Regions from separate parts of the Homo sapiens genome. Here region 2 is linked to region 1. A link is a loop called in an ENCODE intact Hi-C map of the cell type or tissue named here. Cell type or tissue: endothelial cell of umbilical vein. All regions are shown on one strand. Links, peaks and the distances in the headings refer to the core of each region. The heading gives the core; the rest is flanking DNA.

Region 1 (8,178 bases), core at 2,031-6,030:
GAATATTTTTGTCAGTGTTGCTTGTATTCTGGAAATATTTCAGGCCACTAAGCGATCTCACAGATCAGTAGTCAACCCAGGCGAGACATTCCGAGCCAATAAGGAGTTAACCCAAACATGGGGAGACGGGCTGGTTGATTTGAGGTGGCTGAGGAGATTGGGGGAGATGGGGAATTCTCATAGTCTCCAAACCCAGCAATTCCTTCCTGGGAGTTTTTTAAACATTCCTTCCTGGGAGAAGGGCCTCTGATGGGGACAGCTGATAAAGGAGCTGCCACCCCCTCCTCCAGCTCCCCACCCCCGTGCCCCACTGGAAGACAGGCTTGATTTCCACATCCTGCCTAGCACGGGCTTGGTGAAGCTGGCAGAAGCCCTCTCATCAGTCTCTGTTCTTCTGTCTGGACTGAACCCTCCAGCCCAGGCTTCAGGCCAGGCCTTTGTCTGAACAGATTCCCAGGCCCCACCCACCCTCGACTAACTGAATTTGAATCTTTGAGGGCACAGTCTGGGCATCTGCATATTCTGAAGTTCCTCGATGACCCCATGACCTGCCCAGTTTGGGAACCACTGGCTCAGGGGCCACATGGAAAAAAGGCCAGGCAGGGAGGGGCCGGGGCCTCTCAGACTTTGGGCTGGGCCATTTGTGTGATTCCCTAGTTCCCATCCCAGCCAGTGAGTTTCTTGGAGCAGACATTTCCTCTTACTTATCCCCTCTTACAATCCCCACACAGGGCTGGCCACGTTTAGTATGTGGGAGCTGAATTAAGTTTCCAAATCTCATGGCTCATGTCTGTAATCCCAATATTTTGGGAGGCCAAGGCGGGAGGATCACCTGAGCCCAGAAATTTGAGACCAGCCTGGGCAACATGGGAAGACCCTGTCTCTACAAAAATTTAAACGTTAAAAATATTTTTTAATTAAAATTTTGAAATGTCTCCCCTTCCTAGACCCTGAACCTGTTCAGTTCTCAAGTTGACATGTTCAGAGGCCTGGCTGGTAGAGCCCGGGCCTGGTCCCACAGAATCAGCATGGTCCTGAAACACAAGAGCACAGGAGGCAAAGCTGGAAGGGCCCTTAGAGAACCTCTAGTCCAATAGCTTTCAAATTGTAATCCTAGGTACCCTGGGGTCCCATGGTGGAACCTCAGAGAGCAGGAAAAGGGAAGGGCAGAGGCTCAGTGGGAGGAAATGCCGGCCCTCCCCCCACCTCCACCCTTCCTTCAACCAGGCCAGCTCTGCTTTCACAGCTTTGTGTGACTTTCGCAATAACCAAATGGCTTCCAAGCTTCTCCCCTTGCCAACCCCACCCCCAGCCCCTGTCTATTTTCCATCTGGTGTCCAGAATGATCATTTCAAAACATAAGGCTCATCATGTCCCTCTTCTGTTCAAGACCCTACATTTGGCTTTCCATTTCACTCAACAGCAATCCAAGGTCCTCTTCATGGCCGGCAAGTCCCACCTGTTCTCACCCCGGCTGCCCCTACCTCATCTCAGCCACGCTGGCCTCCTTCGTATCCCTGAATGCACCAAGCAGGCTCTTATCCGACACCTGGGCAGGTCTTCTTCCTTCTGCTGGAAACACTCTTCCCCAAATAGCTGCATCCCTTGCTTCCTCTTGTCCTGACCACCCTATCAAAAAAGGCATCCTGTTCCATCAGCCCAGCCCCTTCCTGTACTGTACTGACTGTCCCTACTGAAATATAGGCTCCACGAAGGGGAGGACTTTGTTTTTTTTTCACTGCTATGTCCCCAGCACCAAGAACAACAGTGGCTGGCACATAGTAGGTGCTCAATAAATAATGATTTCCTGATTTAATCAGATTGGTTTTGAGTCTAAAGTTATTTTGTACGTTTTCTTCTTTACACATTTCTCTATTTTTCAAATTTTCTGCAGTAAATATGCATGTTTTTACCATCAGAAAAAGCAGTAAATGACATAGTCTTTTCTCTAGGACCAATCTTTGGGAGACTCAGAGCTGCTAGAGAATAATTTAAGAAGATGAAGGGAGGCCCTGCCTTGAGCCCCTGGTTCTGAGCAGCACCAGGTCGGTCCTGGTAGACTATAACAATACCACTGATTCCTAATGGTGGATGGGGGAACTTAGTGGGGCTAAGCAGACCCCACTTACCTAACAGCATTTTGTCTTGGGGTCACTGGGGAAGGAGAGAGAAGGAGTGAAAACACGACCAGCAGCAACCCCCTCCCCACTGAAATGCACCAGGATCTCCCTAACCCGATACAACAGACATGAGGACATGGGCTCCCAAGCACCCTCCAGTAAGGCATTGTGGCCATAGGTCATTCTTTAACTGGCACAACTGGCTTTTCTCAGACAGACTTTCTCTTTATTTTCTTCAGGGACTATTACTCTGAGGCCTAGTACCTGCTGCCTCTGCTTATATGACTGAATCTAGAACAAAGAAGAAACATCTTAGCTGAGGGGTCAGGGCTCTGGCCTGACAGAAACCCTGTGGTCTTGTCTCCATGTCAGAGCCCCATGACTCCAAGTGGGTGGGAGTCCTGGGCTCGCCCATGACTCATTGTTCGAGTTCGTAGAGAACTCAGAAGTTCCATATGGAAGCACAGCCTCACAGGCTAGAGACAATTCAGGAAACGAAAGCCCCATTCACTTGATTATTGGTTCATTTTCTGATGGAAGCTTTGCTGATCCTCTTTCATAAGGACCATCTGAAATAGACAACTGAAAAGAGAACTAGGGGGCCATTTCCCTTCCCTCCTCTAGCCCCTGAGCTCGGTCATCAGAGTCATGTGGACCCTAGCCCCTGGAGCTGGATAGGGCCCAGGGGTCATCTGGCCACTGTCTGTTTCATTGTGACTTACCAGGCAGGCCCCCTGATACTCAGGGACACAGCTGCCTGCCTCCTGGGCTGACTTTCCTGCAATGCTCTAGAGCGGAGCCAGCCAGCTTCTCCAAGAAGCCGGTGGTAAATACTCGCTCTGGGCACTGTCACCTTTTCTTTGTTTTTTCCTTACAACCCTTTAGAAACATAAAACCATCCTGAGCTCACGGGCTTCACAGAAACAGGCTGTGAGGATAGGCAAAGTACAGCCCATGAGCAAGACCCAGCCCACTGCCTGTTTTTGTAAAATAAAGTTTTAGTGGACACAGCCCTGCTGATCTCTTGATGAATTGCCTATGGCTGCTTCCACGCTACTACAATCGTGGAATTCTGTAGTTGAGACAGAGCCTGTAAGGTCAATAAAGCCAAAAATAGTTTCTATCTGTCCCTTCATAGAAAACATCTGCCAAGCCCTTCTCTAAAGTTTCATATGCATTCGTTCCTATTTAACACTCAAAACAATTTTTGAGATTAGTATTAGAGATGAGTATTCCTAATCTTACAGATGAAGAAACCGAGAACGAGAAAGGATAAGGCTTGCTCAAGGTCACATGGCTAATGAGGGGCAGAACCAGAACCCAAACCCAGATCTCATCTCTAAACCAGGGCTTCTTCACCTGGTGAAGCCGCTCCCGAAAGGTGGCAATTGTGAAGCGTGGAATATATCTCCTGTTCAGCCCCATCAAGTAGGGTAGCAGCAGGTTCCTTGGTGCCACGGTCTGAGAGAGACAAACTGACCTTGAACAGAAACTCTTAAGATTCTCACCAAATCCCACTGTGCAGAGAATGTCTCCAAGCCCAGTGTGCTCTCTGTGCACAGGAAAGATTCCTTTGGCAAGCTGGCTGGCTGGCAGGAGAGCTGTCCCCTAAAAGCCAAGTTTGGCTTCTGTTAAACATTTAACAACAGGTCGTCACTTCACTGTGAAGAGCCACAGAGCTGCTGCCATCTTCCCATGGAGACGTGGACTGCCCTTGGATCCCCCCAGGTCCCAGGGCTGCCATTTCCTCTAACTGCTGGGAACAGCTATGCCATTATTTGTATGAGAGAGACCCCCAGTGGATATTGCTGGTATCACTGTCCCTAAAAGCAGCTCGGCAAACACCTTCCAGGCTCCCAGAAGCTGGGTGTGTTCAAGATTATTACATTTGAGTAATTGCCCCAGTACCTAAAACCCAATGAGCATTGTCCTCTTCAAAATCCTTCCCGAGGGAGGTTGGTGCCTGCATGTTCTAACAATGCTGCCATTTCACAGAATGTATTTGGAACGCTTCCTTCAAACCTGATTTTTTTTTCTTTTTCTTTTTCTTTTTCTTTTTTTTTTTTTTTTTTGTGAGACGGAGTTTTGCTCTTGTTGCCCAGGCTGGAGTGCAATGGTACGATCTCGGCTCACCACAACCTCTGCCTCCTGGGTTCAACCGATTCTCCTGCCTCAGCCTCCTGAGTAGCTGAGATTATAGGCATGTGCCACCGTGCCCAGCTAATTTTGTATTTTCACTAGAGACAGGGTTTCTCCATGTTGTTTAGGCTGGTCTCGAACTCCCAACCTCGGGTAATCTGCCCGCCTCGGCCTCCCAAAGTGCTGGGATTACAGGCATGAGCCACTGCGCTTGGCCTGCACCTGATTTTATTATGACCTTTCACATGCTTTTAGAGTCTTTTCTGTGAGGCAGATCTGACTTCCCAGAACAGCTTGGTCTTTGTAAAACTTTGTTTTAGCTGCTTTCAGCCTAGCTTTGCTCCAGAACCTGTTTTTTGTGTTCCATAGTGTTGCTAATTCTGGTGGTTGTTATTGTTTGCAGTTTTTTATTTGAATTGGATAACAAAATTATGCATTAGGATTTCCAGCATTTCTGGAAAAGTCAGAAAGCACTTGTTTTGAGTTCTTGCTCAGTAGCTAATAGCTGAAACTAAAGAGGAGCTGTTGCCCTCTTTGGACAGGTAAGGATTCTCCAGTTTGCCACAGTCCCCACCACTCCGTATTGCCCCTTATTGGCTGTGCTGGTGTTTGATTGCATTGCCTTGTTGGTCCCTAGAGAAGTTTTAAAGTTATGTCATACATACAGAATAATTGCCATGAAAATAGCTGCTGCCACAGATCCCAGACACTATGCTGAGCACAGTATGTACATGTTCTCATTTAACCCAGTGAGATAGGTATCATTATTCCCAATTTACAGACATAGAAAGTCAGGGTCAGTAAATGTCAGGATCAGAAAATGTCTTTATAAGGGTTGAATTGCATTTCAGTTTGGACATCTGCATTTTACCATGTCAGATAATGAACTCCTCTAACTGGTTTAGGAGATGTGACTGGCTCAGTAAAGGCCTCAAATAATCACTAGGTTTTCCTCTTTTTCCACCTGCAACATATTCAAGAATGGTTAACCCTGATCTCAAGTCATGAAGTAAGCAAAGCGTCTTTGATGTTAAAGACACTGGAATATCCTCCCCTTTCTTCCTCAGCATATCTGTCTTGAACCACACACCCATGCCAAGTGCGCAGTACTCAGATCTTCCCGCAGGGCCCAGGGACCCCACTGTGACACAGTGTCTGGGCCTCAACTCTAAGACAGCACCTCACCTTCCGGATTTTTCCCATCCCTTTTTTCTACCAAAACATCCTTTGCTGTGTCCCGTACATTCAAGCTCTTGATAAGTGACTAACTACTTAATTTGATAAGTGATTTGGGAGATAAGTGATTAACAGACTCATTTATTCTTCTAAAAATTACTTATTGAATGTCTATCCCCTCCTCTTAAAACCATATGAGGGCTACCAATTGCTCCTAAGAGACTAATGACCAAAATCCTTCATAAGGCCTAAAAGGCTTGTGAGACACTGTGTCTGCTGGCCCCTCCAGCCATCGTCTCTGCCCAGCACTCCCCCAGCCTTCTAGTTCCTCCAGCATCCCTTGTCTCCATCTACTAAGACTTTACACTAACCCCGTCCTTGGCCTGGAAAGCTCTTTCACCCCTCTTAGCTGGTAACTGCTTTTTTGTCTTTCAGGTTGCTATGAAGTCACAACTTCATCAAAATGCATTCCATGACCTCACTGACAGGTTCAAATTGCACCATGAGACATGCACTGGCACCATGAACCTATCAGATAAAGTGTCCTGAGGGCTGCAGTCTTGCATTTATTTATTTGATGAACATACCTCTACCTCATCAGACAATGAGCTCCATGATGTCATCGTGGAGGGATTTTATCTGTTTCTAGTCGCTTTTGCTTCCCCAGTGCCTAGATGCCTAATTCATATTTGTTGAAGGGAAATGGGGTAGGGTAGAGGAGGAGGGAGGAAGAAATTTCTATCGCTTTCTACAGTTAAAATGGAGAGAATCTAAAGAACTTTCCCAAGGACACAGAGATAGTAAGTGACACAGCAGGACACTGAACCCAAGTTTCCAAGGCACGTTTCTTTTCCACCCTATCATAACTTTCTTCTAGGGCCTTGGCAGGCCTCTGTGTGCTGTGATAATCACACCCTGAAGATTATTATGACATTGGAGGCATGCCCGGTCTGGCTCCAGACAAGGTGGTGCATGCAATATCATGGAGCTGCAGCAGTGTCACTTAGCCACATGTAGGGCAGAATGATGCTAGGCATACCCTGACAGATCTCTGGGTGACATAAAGATGACTTCGACTTGGCGCTATCCAGGTGGATTCCTGGGGGCGCCACAACTAGACTTAGCAGGAGTATAAGATTTAGGATAATCAGCCTGCTAGAAGAAGAAAAGCAACCATCTATTGTGCCCTTATCATATGCAAAACTCTTTAATGACACTATTTGGTTGATTCTGACATAAGACCTTCTAAAGAGATACTATTTCCCCCATTTTACAGATGATGAAACTGAGGTCTGGAGACCGAGTTGCCCAGAGTCACACAACTGTCAGTAGTCATGGAGGAATTAGCTTTGAAATGCAGATGTGTCTGATTTTGAGCAATTTTTATTCTGTGATGGAGCGCAGCCTCAAAATAGAACAGAATGCTCAACTACCTCATATAGAATGTGAGAAATAACCCAAGAAGTAGAAAGAATGAGAGGGAGCTGGAATGAACCATCATGGCTGGAGGTTCAGTAGAAGGTTGCTGGCCCTGGGAGCAAGGCCCAGGACCCAAGGAAGAAGGGTTGGCTGGAGCCATAGGAAGAAGGGATGCAGCCAGAACAGCACCGCAGCTGACTGAGGCAGGTGCAGAAGAAGCTCAGGCCCGGGCAGGAAAGGACCTCGCTTACTTGTTTAGAACGTTACACAAAATGCAATGCACCATCAATTCTTGGGTCATCCCCTCCCTCTGCATTCTTTTTAGCAAAAGGAGTTATTATTTCCACTTTCTATGAAAACATTCATTTCTTCAAAATCAGATATCCTAGATCTAGAAGAAAAAAGTGGGTAAAATGAACCAGCTGTACAGTTCAAAGGAAAATATAGTGATGCGCTCTGTCCTTTGTGTTGTGTCTCTGCCGCCTGCTTCTGAGAAAGGGGCAAGAGGGGAGGAAGCACGGGTTTCCCAGGGCAAGAGTGGGGCAGGGGGCAGGGGACAACCCTCAGGAGCAGGCTTCTACTGGGCGGCTTTGGAACTCATTCTGGGCTTCAGTTTCCTTGCTCTTAGAGCAGGAGCTGGATCAAACGATCTCTAAGGTCTCTTGTACTTTTGTGCTTCTCCAGCATAAGCCTGGGTGGGAGGTAGACTGAGATAAGAAGGACAGTGGTAACCAGGGGTCATCTAAGAGATGGCTTAATGGGGGATAACAGGGTAATTGAATAATAGGAGATTGTGTTTGAAACTTATCTCATCTGCATGAATTTCCACCTTGAGATTTTCTTGCATTGTCAGCCAGAAAAAAATAAATTGTAGTTTTGATAGATTGTGGGTGTTATAATCGATTGTGGGTGTCTATAAAAGATATAGATTTTTGGTGTCAGGCCTAGGTTCACTGAGGTAGATAGCTTCCCCTCTCTGAGCACCAGGCGTGCAAGTGTAGAGTAAGGATAAGAGTACATGGCTCACAGGGCAGCTGTGGAAGGGTCAGATGAGTCTCTGTACAGAGAACACATAGCACAATGCCTGGCCAAATTCCTGCAAATGTCATCTGTCCTCCTTCCCTCAAACCTCTTCTCCTCCTACTGCGGAGGGGAGCACCCGAACTGGAGAATAGAGTTAAACTAGTTCAAATTCTTCAAGAGTATAGTAAGTGCTCAAATGTGATTTGTCCAGTTCTTTCATATATAATATTCACAACAATCACATGGACCAGGTATTGCTATTCTGTTATACCGATGAGGAAACTGAAGGTCAGGGTTGTCT
Region 2 (8,178 bases), core at 2,029-6,028, 690 kb before region 1:
ACAGTTGGCTGACTTGAACCCTGATATCTCATTTCAGAGTGGAGGGGTCACTGATGCTTGCACTGAACTTTGTCCTCTCTTCCAGAAGTCTTTGAATCTAACTAGGACTTTAAAAGGCCCTTACGTGGAACTATTCCACTAATGGGATGGTAGATGGCCTCTGAACTTCTTTAGTACAATAGTGACAGGGGAGAAAGGGGGTGGTTGCTCGAATAGCCTAGCTAAGATCTTAGCTTTTGTAAACTGAAGGCTTAAGGACATCATGCCCAGTAGGGGGAGCCCTTATCAACAAAGATACCTGTGGGATGTTGGAATGAACAGGAAATGCTAGGAGGGTTTGCTGAGGTCCTGAAGACACCCTTAAAACAAATATGTAAGATTAAAAGGAAACTGCTAACTTTCCAAGTTCCAAATTCTACCAACTTTGTTGTCTTCCCTATTATTCCCATTGCTAATGTGAGCCTACACACTGATACCCAAGCCTAAACTGTAAAACAGTGGTTCTTACCTGGAGGCAATTTTGCTCCCAACTATCCCCTAACCCCCAACCCCCTACCCCTTATTCTCAGGACACATTTATCAGTGTCTGGAGACATTGCTGGTGATCAGACACCTGCACAACAAAGAATTATCTGGCCCAAAATGTCAATAGTGCTGAGGTTAATAAATCCTGCCTTAAAACAATATTTTATTTGTTTGCAAGTTACAATGATATTGAATTGTACAAACTCTCCAACTCTTAGTTTCTCATCATTCTTCTGTCTTTCATCTGAATTCCTAAAATCACACTCTCAAATTTCTTGAACTCTTCATTCAGAGTTATCCTGTAAATAGTTACGTAATATCCTTGAAAATCACATGTCCCAGATGTGTTTCTCTCACTAGACAAGTCTCCACCCCATCATCCCCATCCCAAGTTCCTTCTTTCTTTCTTTCTTTCTTTTTCTTTTTTCTTTCTTTCTTTCCTTTCTTTCTTTCTTTCTTTCTTTCTTTCTTTCTTTCTTTCTTTCTTTCTTTCTTTCTTCTTTCTTATCTCTTTCTTCTTTCTTTCTCTCTCTCTTTCTTTCTTTCTCTCATGTTGTTTTTTTATTATTATTATTATTTTTTTTTTGAGACGGAGTCTCACTCTGTCGCCCAGGCTGGAGTGCAGTGGCACTATCTTGGCGCACTGTAAGCTCTGCCTCCCCGGTTCATGCCATTCTCCTGCCTCAGCCTCCAGAGTAGCTGGGACTACAGGCACCCACCACCATGCGCAGCTAATTTTTTGTATTTTTTAGTATAGACGGGGTTTCACCGTGTTAGCCAGGATGGTCTCGATCTCCTGACCTCTCATGATCCGCCTTCCTCGGCCTCCCAAAGTGCTGGGATTACAGGCGTGGATCCTACTTTCTACTTACGTATCTAAATTTTGTTATATATGGACCTCCACCTCTTACAAGACATGAAACAGCTCATAAGTTTGAAATCATAGTTTTAAAAAGCTATGTACTCTTCCCATGAAAGCCTCCAAACTGTTAAGGCAAAGCTTCAGATTCAAGTTTCTTTTGGTTTCTCTTCACTCCAGCATGTGATCTGGAAATTATTTCTTCCTATAGATGGTAGTGGAAGAGGAGGTGGTAGTAGAAGGCACACTTCCCTCTCTATATTATTTCCTTAAAATTACTGCATTTTCTTCCTCAGGATCCTGGTCAGACATGGACTGTTAGATCTTAAAGGGACCTTACCAGCCTGTGGTGAATATAGCAAACTGCTTGACTCAACCTCCACCCTGTCACCTCCTGGTCTGCTTCCTGTACTGTGAGTGCTGGAAAGTTCAACATTTCATTTCTCAAGCTTTCCTTGCAAGCAAGGTCTTACATACACTTAGGTTCTGCCATTTACATGCACAAGTGAGATTTGAATAGTGGAAGCAAGGCAGAGGCTGCCTTCCTGTCCCATTTGCTGTTGTTGCTGGTAAGCAAGATTGAGGACAGAGGGCATGTACTGTGGTAGTGTCTGTCCCTAGCTTCCTGGCATCAAGAGGTGGTGGAGGCAGCAGAGGATGTGGATCCTTGGGTAGCAGGCATGGCGGCGTGTCTTTGAACTCAGCAGTTCCAGTAGTGGCTTTCTGGAGGCCCATCCTAGAATCCCGTCCTCCCACCCTTTCAATCACTTTGTATTACTTCATTTTCTGTATTGCATTTCTGTGTGCTTATAATAACCAACTTTCTGTATTCTGCATAGAACACTGCCTCTACGAGGTCATAAACAATGAAGAAATTCCTGTCTTGCTTGCCACTAACCTAGGTGCAGAACTGAGGGCCCCAACAGTAGTGGAGAGTGGGAGATAATGAAGGGAAAACCAAGCCAGGAAGTGGCAGGGCCAGGGGAAGGGAGTATGCTGTTACATGTGCTGTTACACTTGGTTGTGGGGAGAACTCAGAGAGGCTTTCCAAATATATACAAGGATGTCATCATGTTTACTGGAATGTAAAATGTTCATAGTGCCTAGGCTTGTCATTAAAAACAAGAATGGGCTTGGACTACATAATGAGCAGAAATACCTATTAATCTAAGTCCTCGTCTGGAAAAAGTGTAGAGGAGGTGGGCACCACTTATTAAATGTATCTTATGTTTTATAAACCAGCTGACAAAGTGATAAAAGTAAGGTGTAAGATTGTGCACAAAAAGCTTGTATTTGCATAAAATCAAACCTCAGGTTTTCTGGCTATGGATTATACCCATTGCTGAGAAGTTTAATTTACCAGCTGTTTACAGCATGTTATTCAAATAACCTATAAGTTGCCGGCACAGCAATGTATTGCATTTCTAGGACATACTGTAGATTCTTGCAACTGTTGTTCAGTGTAAATTCTACTTTACAGTATCTGAAAATTGCCTACAGTTCTGTACCCAGTTTGGACATGACTATCTGGCAAAAGAAATAAGCTGGAGAGTTGAAGAAGGACAATTAGACTTTTTGGAAAAGCTGAAAATTAAAAGGTGAAGTGCTGTGTTGGACAAAAGCAAGACCACCAAGGCCACTTGGAGAAGAGCGGAGTGGCCTTGGACTCTGGATAAGCTGGGAAACATCCTCCCAGTGTTTTCTGCAAGTGTTCATTCCTGCCCATCTGTTCTGTGCAATACATAAGTGCCCCACTTATGTTGTTTGCACAGAACCTACTCTGTGGTGAAATGCCAGGTTCTGGCTGCATGCTTTCCCAACAGTCCCTTCTTCTGTCACTCCAGAGTTGGGTGTGTGTCAGGGGTCCCCAGGCGCTCAAGGTTTCATTGACAATTCATTAGAGAGATTCACAGGACTCAGAAAGCTGTTGTACTGATGGTTACAGGTTATTCCAGCAAAAGGATATAGATTAAAATTAGCAAAGGGAAAAGATACATGGGGCAAAGTCCAGGAGAAACCAGGTGCAAGCTTCCAGATGTTCCCTCCCAATAGAGCTGCACAGGATGTATTTAATCCTCTCAGCCTCAGTGTGTGATAACACATATAAAGTGTTGCCAACTAAGGAAGCTCACCCAAGCCTTGGTGTCTAGAGTTTTTATTGGGGATCTGTCATGTAGGCATGCTGTACCTGTGTGACTGGTTTCAGCTACTCAGACTCCAGCACTCCTAGACCAAAAGCAAGTGTTTGCCACAAGTCACATTGTTAGCACAATCTGATCCAACTGGTAACATGTGACCCAAGGCCTCAAGCAAACAAAATGTCCCTTATCAGGCAGAATATCCAGGGACTCAGAGCTTATCTCCCGGAAACTGGCCAAGGGCCATTGCGGAAATCAGGCCTTTCTTGGGAATGTATAGGGTTTGAGCAACTCAGATCTCCTGAGCTAACACTTTCCTTCCCAGCAAGAAGGGGTAGTTTGGAGGCAGAGGGACTTTTTCTGGCCAGTGGCCTCAGGACTGAAGCCTTTCTGCATAGAGACTCAGCTCCCCACAATAGCAGTGTTTTGGTAACCATGAGCATTTGGTCAGACCATCTGTGCTGGGCATAAGGGTTGATAGTGTCCACACTACCTATGCTACTGCTGAGAGTGGGAAACCTGCTGGGGGATTCCTTCAAGGATGAGTCATCCTCAAGGGGCCTCAACCCTTTGTCCCCACCGAGCATCACTCCTAAGTGCTACCCATTTCACCCTTAAACATTACTCAGACCTGCCCTTCCTCTGAGCCTCTGCCAGCATTACCTAGTCCAGATCAACGTCATCCTTCACTTGTACCATTGCAGCAGGCTCCTCCCCAGCCTCCTGGCCCACTGTCATCCCACTACAGTCAGAGTGAGCTTTAATGAAACTAAGTCTCCCCTTCAGTGGCTCCCCATGGCCTGTAGGATGAAATCCAAGCTCCATGACTCTGAATGGAACATTCTCTTGCCCCTACTCCAGCCTCTTGTCTCCTCTGCCTCTCAAGATTGCCTTTGACAATCCAAATTGCTTGTAGATCTCAGTATAGAGCTTGTTGTTTCTGTCTGTTGTTTCTTTGCACCAAGAGCCAATCATAATCCCAAAAGACACAATCTCAAATGTGATAATCCCACATGTTGAAATCCCCAAAAATCAAAATCACAAAATTACAATTCTGGGAAAAGTAATTTTAAAATTAGTTTAAAGATATTTTATTTGAGATACATATAAAAATGACAGAACACTCACAGGCCACTTTATACAATAAAATAGATAAAAGTAATACATTTTTGCAATCATAACTACTCAGGTATACTGACAGTCACATCGTGATGAGCAGACAACTGTATTCATAAAGAAATAGGTCAAAAAGTGAAATGTATATATAAATATCATTATGGTTGGTAATTGTGTACACCCAGTCTCATAACTGTAACCATCTGAAATACTGTGATAAACAACCTAAGTCTTTTGATGAAATAGATCAAAAAATGCAATGGGTCACCAACTCATCATATGCACTTTCTCAAAGAGCTGAGATCTCGAGAAATTGTTTTTTTTTTTTTTTTTTTTGAGACGGAGTCTCGCTCTGCCGCCCAGACTGGAGTGCAGTGGCACTATCTCGGCTCACTGCAAGCTCCACCTCCTGGGTTCACGCCATTCTCCTGCTTCAGCCTCCCGAGTAGCTGGGACTACAGGCGCCCGCCACCACGCCTGGCTAATTTTTTGTATTTTTAGTAGAGATGGGGTTTCACTGTGTTAGCCAGGATGGTCTCCATCTCCTGACCTCGTGATCCGCCCGCCTTGGCCTCCCAAAGTGCTTGGATTACAGGCGTGAGCCACCGTGCCCGGCCGATCTCGAGAAATCTTATCTTTCATAAATACAGGTGCACAAAAAGGACATCTCTTCATTTGTTGAGGAAGTTTCAGTGTTTTCTAATGTCCAAGGCAGCAGAAGAAAAGTCTGTTCCAGCTCTCAGATGCCAATAGCCTTCTGTATTTGTTCTCTCCAGGACCCTTGCCGATTGGATGGTGTCCTCTAATATTGGGTAAAGATCTTCCCCAGCTAATCCACTCAGTCTCAGGCACTAATCTCCTCTGGAAACACCCTCACAAACACACCTAAAATAACGCTTTACCAGATTTCTAGGTATTCTTTAATCCAGTCAAGTTGACATTTAAAATTAAGTCCACAAGTTCACCCCTTGTCAACTTGGCACTCACACACATCTCCTTAAACATACCTCATTTCCAATGAAGACAATAACAAGTAATAGTTCTGCCTAAAATGATACGTCTATACTGTGATTGTAATTTAGACTTTAGGGGTTTAAATCTTTTGGGATTTCAGTATTCAGGATTATGGCATTTTGGATCATGTCTCTCAGGATTATGACCCAAACCCCTTTGCAACAGTCCTACTGCCTGGAACATTGCTCTCTTCTCACTTCCTTGCCTTAGCCTAGCCACCCTCTACTCCTGGACTGAGCTCAGGTATCACCTTAGGAAGTCTTCTCCAACTCCCTTCCTTAGCCCCACAAGCCAGGTTAGCTGCTTTCCTCCTCTGTGCATTATAATTATCTGTTCACTTGCCTGCCTTCACTTCTAGAATAGTCTCCTTGAAGACAGACATGGTGTCTTATTAGTTTTTTTTTATCCCAAATAGCTAGCACAATGCCCGCACAGAGCAGGTGCTCAGCAATTGTTTAGTGTATGAATAAATGAAAGGGTAAATTAATAAATGCATTAGTAGACATGAGAATGAATCCAATTTGAGCCAGACTTGTCTTGGCTGCTTTTTGAGAAGTCTGTCTTCCTCTTAGGCAGTTTCTTGCACTGTCATAGTCTTCTCTGCCTAAGTCTTCCTCTTAGGCAGTTTCTTGCACTGTCATAAGCATAGACTCTGGGTGTGTATCTCAATTCTGCTTAGTATGTGAACCCAGGCTAGTTACCTAATCTGTCTAAATCTCAGTTATCTTAGAGTACAGCAGGGACCCTAATCATGAGGTTATTGTTAATATTCAGTGAGATGAGGTCTATGAAGTGCCTAGTGCAGTGCCTGCCATATGATGAGCGCTTCAGATAGGGAAGTGTTTTTATTGCCCCTAATTGATTTGCTTCTACATCTTGTCTGGTCTCCCACCTGGACCAACTGGAAAAGCCTTCATGGCTATAATCTTCTGAATCTTCAAGTCTCATATTCAGTGGATAGCAAAATGCCCCTTTCTCCTGAGATTGGGATTTTGGTGGAAGGTAGGGGAGCTAAGTTCCCAAGACAAGGGTCTGCTGGCATTGTTTACTAGATCCCCTAACCACTTGCTTCCTTTGACCCCAGGAGCTAACTGGTCACCAGGTCCTCTGATTCTGCCACCTCAGATTTCTAACTCCAGTTCTCATTGCCATTGTTAGTAAACTTTACAATTTAGGGACAAGGGACTAAACCACTGAGACCATGGCCTCTCCTACTATGTCATCCCTAACCATTTATTTTGCTTCTAGCCCATTCTCAAACTACTGTCCAAGTCCACCATCCTCATGGGGTGATTATGAAGGCTAAGTGAATGCCTGTGAAGTGTTTAGCACGATGCCTAGATTATAGTGAGTACTCAATAAATGGTCACTATCATCAGATCTGATACCATTCCTCTGCTTAGAAGCTTCCACTGGTCCACAACTGTCTATGGAATGAAGTTCAAATTCCTGAGCACAGCATTGAAGGCCCTTGATGATCAGAACTCCACCTACACTGAACTTTTCCAGCTCTGTCCCCATCTTACATTGTTCTCACTTGGAATGCCTTTTTCCCACCTTGTCTGTTGAAACCTGCCCACAGAAGCCCAGTGTGAATACCATTTCCGTGAAGCATTTCTTGATTCACTTAGTTGTAATTAATCATCTTTTCTCTTGGGATCCCACAGAGTTTAATTTATATTTCCACACTACCTCTTTTTGCCCTTTTTGTATACTAATTCGGCTATTGAACTTCTTATCCCTCCTCCTACTAGAGAATAAATTCATGGTGCAAACAAACATTGGCTACAGGCATCTTGGCAATCAGCAATAGAAAATATGTGGGTGGGACAGACCAAGCCTACAAAATAGAGCTGCCAGAAAGCCTTTTGGAGTAGACTTAGAGAGAGCGTGTGAGGCTAGCATGCCAAGGAGAAGCTTATCAGAGTCACAGTGATCAAGCCTAAGCTAAGGGCTGGAGATGACTGGTAGTCAGTAGTCTTGCAAAGATGTCTGCTCTCCAAAGAGAATGTGGACTTTATTTGAATGGAGACTGACCTACGATTAACTGGCACCATCTCTTTATGGGTCATATTGTCTCAGGGACACAATAATAAATAATAAATTCATGGTGCAAACAAATGTTGACTACAGGCCTGTGCTTGTGTCCACCTCTCACAAGTAGTTAACAGAGCTGAGCACAGGCTCCAACTCTTTGCATTATCTGCATTATCCCAAGCCAGGTGAAAAACAGGGTTAGAGACAGGCAAGACCTCTAACTATGCACCCAGAAACTTAGCATGGGAGGGAACAGGATTCTTCTGCAGGTGGTTCTGAGGGTAGTCTGGTCCTTTGGCCTGTGAAGGACAAGGGAGGGAGGAGCTTGAGGCAAAGGCAAACTTGTCCCCCAACTTGTATTCTGTCATAATTCCTTCTCAGACACAAAATTTTCTAGTTTTCCCTCATTGCTGCTGGTCTTTTCCCTCCCCTTTCTTGTTATTCTTTTTCTCCTTTTTTTATTCTCCTTCCCTCCCATATCTGGGTCAC

The links. Peaks named below come from ENCODE experiments on the same cell type or tissue, not always from the same donor. Only the 100,000 strongest peaks of a DNase experiment are listed, where the experiment ranks them.
Region 2: it touches region 1 in a loop (15-fold over the local background); 22 of 110 quality-filtered maps call a loop at or near these places.

The regions. Positions count from the first base shown.
Region 1 is chr1:116,495,323-116,503,500 of GRCh38, forward strand. It overlaps LOC112268235 (a long non-coding RNA gene), which reads left to right. Exons shown (of 2, transcript XR_002958352.2): 2 at 5,871-7,315. Among named protein-coding and RNA genes, the nearest start is that of LINC01762, 21 kb to the left of the region's middle. RefSeq lists an enhancer at 3,713-3,812 and a cis regulatory region at 7,838-7,890. In endothelial cell of umbilical vein, for the core only: a CTCF peak has its summit at 3,929; a DNase peak (open chromatin) is centred at 3,889.
Region 2 is chr1:115,807,660-115,815,837 of GRCh38, forward strand. No RefSeq gene overlaps it. Among named protein-coding and RNA genes, the nearest start is that of NHLH2, 29 kb to the right of the region's middle. In endothelial cell of umbilical vein, for the core only: no CTCF peak of the experiment used is centred there; a DNase peak (open chromatin) is centred at 3,762; H3K27ac peaks cover 810 bases.